2 separate regions of the Homo sapiens genome follow, and region 1 is linked to region 2. A link is an interaction called in ENCODE POLR2A ChIA-PET data of the cell type or tissue named here. Cell type or tissue: OCI-LY7. All regions are shown on one strand. Links, peaks and the distances in the headings refer to the core of each region. The heading gives the core; the rest is flanking DNA.

What was found. Peaks named below come from ENCODE experiments on the same cell type or tissue, not always from the same donor. Only the 100,000 strongest peaks of a DNase experiment are listed, where the experiment ranks them.
Region 1: POLR2A ChIA-PET joins it to region 2 with 6 read pairs; 5 of 35 experiments call an interaction of 5 or more read pairs at or near these places.

What each region holds. Positions count from the first base shown.
Region 1 is chr22:29,541,065-29,544,875 of GRCh38, reverse strand. THOC5 (THO complex subunit 5) reads left to right here. Exons shown (of 20, transcript NM_003678.5): 3 at 273-416; 4 at 1,334-1,447; 5 at 1,920-2,017. Among named protein-coding and RNA genes, the nearest start is that of THOC5, 11 kb to the left of the region's middle. In OCI-LY7, for the core only: no CTCF peak of the experiment used is centred there; no DNase peak of the experiment used is centred there.
Region 2 is chr22:29,418,217-29,422,027 of GRCh38, reverse strand. It overlaps a transcript of RFPL1 not described here. Among named protein-coding and RNA genes, the nearest start is that of RFPL1, 18 kb to the left of the region's middle. In OCI-LY7, for the core only: no CTCF peak of the experiment used is centred there; a DNase peak (open chromatin) is centred at 1,787; H3K4me3 peaks cover 351 bases; H3K27ac peaks cover 1,641 bases.

The sequences.
Region 1 (3,811 bases), core at 588-3,087, 120 kb before region 2:
ATAGGCAATTTTTCCATTTTCTTTTTGATACTCCTCTGTATATTCTGAATCTTTGATACCAGGCATGCATTACTCTGCAATCAGAAAGCAAAAGAGGTTTCTATTTTGAAGAGAAGAAAAGCATTTAATTTAAGGACCAGATCTTTTAGAGACCTGACTGAGGCTTCATTGTTACTGTTTTTATCTAAAAGGAGATGTCAGCCAAGTGTCCCTGATCCCAGCAGGGAGACTTTTACCCCATGCACACAGAGCCTTTATCCTTACCTCTACAGGAAGGTAAATACTACAGTGAGGAGGCCGAGGTGGATCTGCGGGACCCTGGCAGAGACTATGAGTTATACAAGTACACCTGCCAGGAGCTACAGAGGCTGATGGCTGAGATCCAAGACCTGAAGAGCAGGGGTGGCAAGGATGTGGTAAGGAGTGGGACCAGGTGGCCGTGAACCTGGTGGGTTTACATAGATGAGGCTGTTTTTGCACCTACCAGGGCCCTTCCTGATCTTGATCTTCTGTCCTAGCCATGATCAGGTGATTGGAGCCTGAGGGCTCCCAAAACCTGTGAATTTATTGGAACTTCTTATCACCATTCAGTCACCAATTACAGGAATGAAAGTACAGGATAATTAATTTTTTCCCTACTAATTTGATCATTCATCCAATTAATATTTATTAAGTGCCAGGCATTTTGCTAGGTGTTGAGAAATGATGGTACTTATACATTTGCTTGATACAAAGATGGATGTGTACAAGTAAATTGTAGATACCAAAAATGAAATTATCATTAATAGTAAATGAATAAATGAGGTTTTAGGGGCAGAGAAATTAAACAATGTGACTAAAAACTCGATAGATAAGTTTTTTAAAATCCATTTTTTCCCCCAGGAATCTCACGTATTTGTGCTTATGCTGACAAGTTTTGTTAGAATTATTGCATTCAATCTATTCTAGCCAAGCTTTATGGCTATAATTCTGTTATTTTCCATTTAAGTTATCCTGTAATGTTATTTATAGAGGTCAAATTTTATGACAAGATGTTACTATTGCTGGGATCTCTGTGTAGGATCTGTAGAGATAGATTGTGCCTTTGCTGCCCTTATTCCATCTTCAATTCCTGTTACTCTAGTCCAAGCAGAAATTACTTTTTTTTGCCCGAGATTCTTAATCATTTTCCTTATACAATCATCCTCTTATTTTCTTCATGACCCTTCTCATGGTTCTGAGCTCCCTCCGGTGCCGTTTTTGGCCCCAGATGAGGATGGGTCAGTGGTGAAGGACTGAAGGAAGCTGAGCTAGCCCTGTCGTCAGTGGGCTTTACTGTTTTCTTTGCCCACAGGCAATAGAAATAGAAGAACGGAGGATCCAGAGCTGTGTGCATTTCATGACTCTAAAGAAGCTTAACCGATTAGCCCACATCAGGTTGAAGAAAGGAAGAGATCAGACCCACGAGGTAGTAGTTAAAAGGTTTAATTTTAACCTTCCTCCTTCCTCCTCCCCATCCCCTTCTTTTTTTTTTTTTTTTTTTTTTTTTGAGACAGAGTCTCGTTCTGTCCCCCAGGCTAGAGTGCAGTGGCACGATCTCAGCTCACCACATCCTCTGCCTCCCAGCTTCAAGCGATTCTCCTGCCTCAGCCTCCTAAGTAGCTGGGATTACAGGCACCTCCCACCACCATGCCTGGCTAATTTTTGTATTTTTTAGTAGAGATGGGGTTTCACCTTGTTGGCCAGGCTTGTCTTGAACTCCTGAGCTCAGGTGATCCACTCGCCTCGGCCTCCCAAAGTGCTGGGATTACAGGCGTGAGCCACTGCACCCAGCCCCATCCCCTTCTTTATTCCCTTTACACCTTCTCTTAGTTTGCTGACCCTCTCCTCTGCTCCATCCTGACTTGCCCTGCTCACTTCTGATCGTATTTTCCTTTCAGGCTAAGCAGAAAGTAGATGCCTATCATCTGCAGCTCCAGAACCTGTTGTATGAGGTGATGCACCTACAGAAGGAGATCACCAAATGTTTGGAGTTTAAGTGAGTTTGGGAGGACAGGGCTTTGGCACATGTGGTCTTTCGGTAACTGCTTTTTCCCATGTAGCTCACTGTAAGTCTGTTTCTTTTTTTTTTTTGAGACGGAGTCTTGCCCTGTCACCCAGGCTGGAGTGCAGTGGCGCAATCTCAGCTCACTGCAACCTCCACCTCCCGGGTTCAAGCAATTCTCCTGCCTCAGCCTTCTGAGTAGCTGGGATTGCAGGCGCCCACCTCCACATCCAGCTAATTTTTGTATTTTTAGTAGAGACGGGGTTTTGCCATGTTGGCCAGGCTGTTCTCGAACTCCTGACCTCAGGTGGTCCTCCCGCCTCGGCCTCCCAAAGTGCTGGGATTACAGGCGTGAGCCACCGCTCCCAGCCTAAGTCTCTCTTTAAAAAGAAATCTGATGAGCTTAGAAAACTGTAGGATCTGGGAGAAGGGCAAATTGCAAGGGTGAATGTGGGAGAATTGCAAGCCGTGATTTCAGGCTGCATAAAGAACCTCAGAAGTCTCTCTGACCTTTTTGAGTTTTGAGCTCTGCACTTGGTAAAAAGCAGGTCTCTCTCCCTATCAGGGGTCTTTACATTACCAGTTTGATTTCTGGGCATGTTGTATGGGAGCAACTCACTTCCAGTCACATTCTTTTAACCTTTTGGCCCAGTTTTCCTTTCTGTAGTCCCAGCAGTTCATTTCTGCAAATGGATTTTATTCTTTGGAACCTGAATTTCTTGCTGCTTAGCTGCCTTCAGGTGAAGAAACTACAGTTTGTCAGTGTCCTTCCTCAAAACCAAGCTGAGAGATGAGAAGGAGGAAGGAGTAAACGGGAAGAGAAGGGGAAGTGTTCTCACTTGATCAGACCTGTTTATGCAAACTGAAAGCAGCTTTTATCTGTAACAAACTTGACATATGCAGGGGCCCTATTAGACATTGGGTCCAGGATATATATATATATATATATATATATATATTTTTTTTTTTTTTTTTTTTTTTTTTTTTTTTTGGAGATGGAGTCTTGCTCTGTCGCCCAGGCTGGAGTGCAGTGGCGTGATCTCGGCTCACTGCAAGCTCCGCCTCCCGGGTTCACGCCATTCTCCTGCCTCAGCCTCCCGAGTAGCTGGGACTACAGGCGCTTGCCACCACGCCCGGCTAATATTTCGTGTTTTTAGTAGAGACAGGGTTTCACCGTGTTAGCCAGGATGGTCTCGATCTCCTGATCTTATGATCCGCCTGCCTCAGCCTCCCAAAGTGCTGGGATTACAGGCGTGAGCCACCACACCCGGTGGGTCCGGAATATTTTTAATAATCATGATACTGATTGATTGTTTTGTTTTTTGTCTTTTTTTTTTTTTTTTTTTGAGACAGGGTCTCACTCCTGTCACCCAGGCTGGTGTGGTGGCACAATCCTGGCTCACTGCAGCCTTGACTTGACTTGGCTCAGATGATCCTCCCATTTCAGCCTCCTGAGTAGCTGGGACTATTGGCATGCACCACCATGCCTGGCTAATTTTTTGTATTTTTAGTAGTGATAGGGTTTTGCCATGCTGGGCTAGTCTCAAACTCCTGGTTGCAAATGATCCACCTGCCTTGGCCTCCCAAAAGGGTAAGATTAAAGGTGTAAGCCACCAAGCCTGGCCTGATGCTGATTTTTTTCTTTTCTTTTCTTTTCTTTTTTTTTTAAAGATAAAGTCTCGCTCTGTTGCCCAGGCTGGAGTGTGGTGGCGTGATCTTGGCTCATTGCAACCTCTGCCTCCTGGGTTCAAGCGATTGCATGCATGAGCCACCACACCCAGCTAATTT
Region 2 (3,811 bases), core at 439-2,938:
CTGACACATGCCTGCCGACCAGATGAAAAGAGTCTGTTGTTGGATCAGCTGATCCAGGACCCGAAGTCTGCCCCTTATCAGGCATTTCATGTATTGGTCTAGCTGGTTTTTACTGAGAACCTACCATGTGCAGTGGAAGAGAAACAGAGCCTCTGACCTGGTGTTGCTCAAGGTTGAGCAGGGAAGACAGTCTGTAGAGTAGTAACCACACTGAAGTGTACTGGGTCCAGGGGGGACTGTGGGAGAGCTCTGGGTGGAGCTGGCCAGATCGATGGGGGATAGGAAGGGGAAGGAGTGAGTGCTGTGCCTGTGACACATTTGGGGAAAGGAAGGTAGTGGGCATGAGCTACCGAGGAGGGTGATACAAGAAGAGGTTAGAGCCAGGCACAGTGGCGCCCCAGGTGGTGGCTTGGGTGGGAGGATTACTTGCTTGAGCCCAGGAGTTCGAGTCTAGCCTGGGCAACTAATTGAAAAAAGAGAGAAAGCAATTGGAGAGGTACACAGGGATCAGTCTTGTGGGGCTTAGTGAGCCACAGGGTGAACGTAGTGCTGAGTGTATTGGAGTCCCAGGGGTGGGTTTTGTTGTTTGTTTGTTTTTTTTGAGACAGAGTCTCTGTCACCCAGGCTGGAGTGCAATGGGAAGATCTCTGCTCACTGCAGCCTCCTGGGTTCAAGCAATTCTCCCAAGTAGCTGGGACTACAGGCACGTGCCACTATGCCGAGCTAATTTTTTTATTTTGGGGTTGGGGTTTTTTAGTGGATTTCTTTTGGGAAGAGAGATGTGTGGACAGACATGCCTGGGTTCAATGCTCCAGCCAAAGAGACAAGGAAACAGGTTTAGGAAAGCAAAGTGAGTATCTTGGGTAGGCCCAAGCATAGGGATTGAGAGCATGGGCTTTGGAGCTAGCAGACCTGGTTTTGAGTTTCAGTCCTACCACCTGCTGGCATTGGGTTTACGTTACTGAGCCTCTCACAGCCTCCATTTGCTCACTGCGAAATGGAGGGAAATGCAGAGTTGTGAGGATGAAATAAGAAAATGTGTGGGAACAAGTTAGTATGGGACTGGGCTTAGAGAAGGGCTCAGGGGGGCTGGGCACGGTGGATCACGCCTGTAATCCCAGCACTTTGGGAGGCCAAGGCAGGTGGATCACCTGAGGTCAGGAGTTTAAGACCACCCAGGCCAACGTGGTGAAACCCCGTCTCTACTAAAAATACAAAAATTAGGAGGGTATGATGGTGCCCGCCTGTAGTTCCAGCTATCTGGGAGGTTGAGGCAGGAGAATTGCTTGAACCCGGGATGTGGAAGTTGTGGTGAGCCGAGATCGCACCGTTGCACTCCAGCCCGGGAGACAGAGTGAGACTTCGTCTCAAAAAAAAAAAAAAAAAAAAAAAAGCAAAAAACCATCTGCAGTGGCTCATGCCTGTAATCCCAAGGCTTTGGGAGGCTGAGGAGGGCAGACCACGAAGTCAGGATTTCAAGACCAGCCTGGCCAACATGGTGAAACCCCATCTCTACTAAAAATACAAAAATTAGCCAGGCATGACGGCACGTGCCTGTAGTCCCTGCTACCCGGTATGCTGAGGCAGGAGAATTGCTGGAACCCGGGAGGCAGAAGTTGCAGTGAGCTGAGATGGGGCCACTGCACTCCAGCCTGGGTGACAGAGCGAGACTCCATCTCAAAAAAAGAGAGAGAAGGGGTCAGGAAATGACATCTGCCCTCCTAACCTGTTATCAGGGTCCTGACTATCTGTCCATGGCAGGACCAGACAACCCTACTTCCTCATTTGTTTTTCTCACATCATGAAGTTCTTCAGAACAATTGATTTCATGCTTGAGCTCTCATGGAGCAGCTGAATTCCCATTTTCAGAGCTGAGCAACCACTTGTGTCTCAGGAAGTGAAATCCTGAGCAAGCTGTCTTAGAGGTTTGAGGAAAACAGGAAAGGCCTCCATGTGGGAATCCACAAATCCTGCTCTCACCCCGCAAGCCTTAAGTACTCAGGTTCTATTGCACTGAGCCTTTTAAGGGTCTTTTGTTGAGTGAGGGTAGCTGAGGACAGCTTTGCCTTCCACTGGGTTTTTAGCTCCCTGGCTGAGCAGAGCCTGCCATCATGTTTTTGATGCTTTTGTCTTCCTCAGAACCTTTGTAGCTTCCATGGTTCCTGTTGCTTCAATCCAGAGTGGCCTCTAAGTTTCTTTTTTTTTCTTTTCTTTTTTTTTTTTTTTGGAGAGAGGATCTCACTTTGTGTCACCCAGGCTGGAGTGTAGTGGTGTCATGGCTCATGGCAGCCTCGACCTCTGGCCTCAAACAATCCTCCAGCCTCAGCCTCCCGAGTAGCTGGGATTACAGGCTTGCACCAAAAAATCGCGCTGATTTTTTGTATTTTATTAGAAACGAGGTTTCACTACGTTGGCCAGGATGGTCTTGATCTCCTGGCCTCGTGATCTGCCTCCCTCGACCTCCCAAAGCGCTGGGATTACAGACATGAGCCACCGTGCCCAGCTGATCCTCAGCCTCTTAAAGTGCTGGGATTACAGGTGTGAGCGACTGCACCCGGCCTACAAGTTTCCATCTTGTTAATTCCTGTCCTAACAGTCATCCCTCACTGTTGCCTGGCCCACCTGAGGCCAGGCGCCTGAAGCTTCCCTCAGCCAACAGCATAGGATGTCTTACGTGCCTCCCTCCGGTTCTTTTGGAAGTTAGATACTGGGAATTGTCCCCTGCCAGGGTAGGGAGGGATCACTCATGCTTGCCTCCTTTCCTTAGGGGAGATCTTCGAGCTGAAGGCAGAGCTCAACAGTGACAAGAAGGAGAAGAAGAAGGAGGCAGTGAAGAAAGTGATTGCATCGATGACCGTGGGCAAAGATGTCAGGTGTGTAGGAGTAGGCCTGGTGGCAGCTGGAAGCTGGCTGACAGGGGAGGGTTTATAGCTTGGGTCCACTTCAGTCTCTCCTTTAGGGTGTCTAGGGACCCATGTCTCCCCTCATACAGCTCCCTTCATAAAACTTTCTTCCCAATAGAAGGTTTTGTTTACACAGGAATCACGAGCCCAGACACTGACAGGTCAGGTGGTGATGGAGTGAGTTAACTGGAGTAGGTGGGAAAGGCAGCAGGTGATGGAGTGGGTGTGGCATGAACCCTCTCAGAAACTCCAGAGGATCAGTACTGGCTGGGGAAGAGGACCCAGTGTGGCCAGGTCTTCTGGTTTTTAAAAAGAATGGGAAATCTGGGCCAGGCGCAGTGGCTCACACCTGTAATCCTAGCACTTGGGGAGGCCCAGGTGGGCGGATCTCGAGGTCAGGAGTTCGACACCAGCCTGGCCAATGTGGTGATATCCTGTCTCTACTAAAAATACAAAAATTAGCCGGGCATGGTGGCACATGCCTGTAATCTCAGCTACTCGGGAGGCTGAGGCAGGAGAATTGCTTGAACCTGGGAGACAGAGGGTGCATTCAGCTGAGATTGTGCCACTGCAGTCCAGCCCAGGTGACAGAGCGAGACTCAGTCTCAAAAAAAAAAAAAAAAAAAAAGAAGACGAAGAAGAATGGGAAATCTGGATTTTTCATTTTAAATCTCCCTGTCTTAAGTGGCCAGATGATATTAAACAAACACTGTGTGGTGCAAGTAAAATACATGTGCAGATTGGATTTCTCTAATTTGTCACCGGTGTGCAGCCTCTATCGCACCCGATAGCTAAAGCAGGTCGTGTGTAGAGCGGCTGCCGCACCTTGGCTCATGCTTCCCCTGTGGGAGCGCCCAGTGACCCAGCTTGTCTTCCCATCTTTGAAAACCCATTCGAGGCTGGGTGCG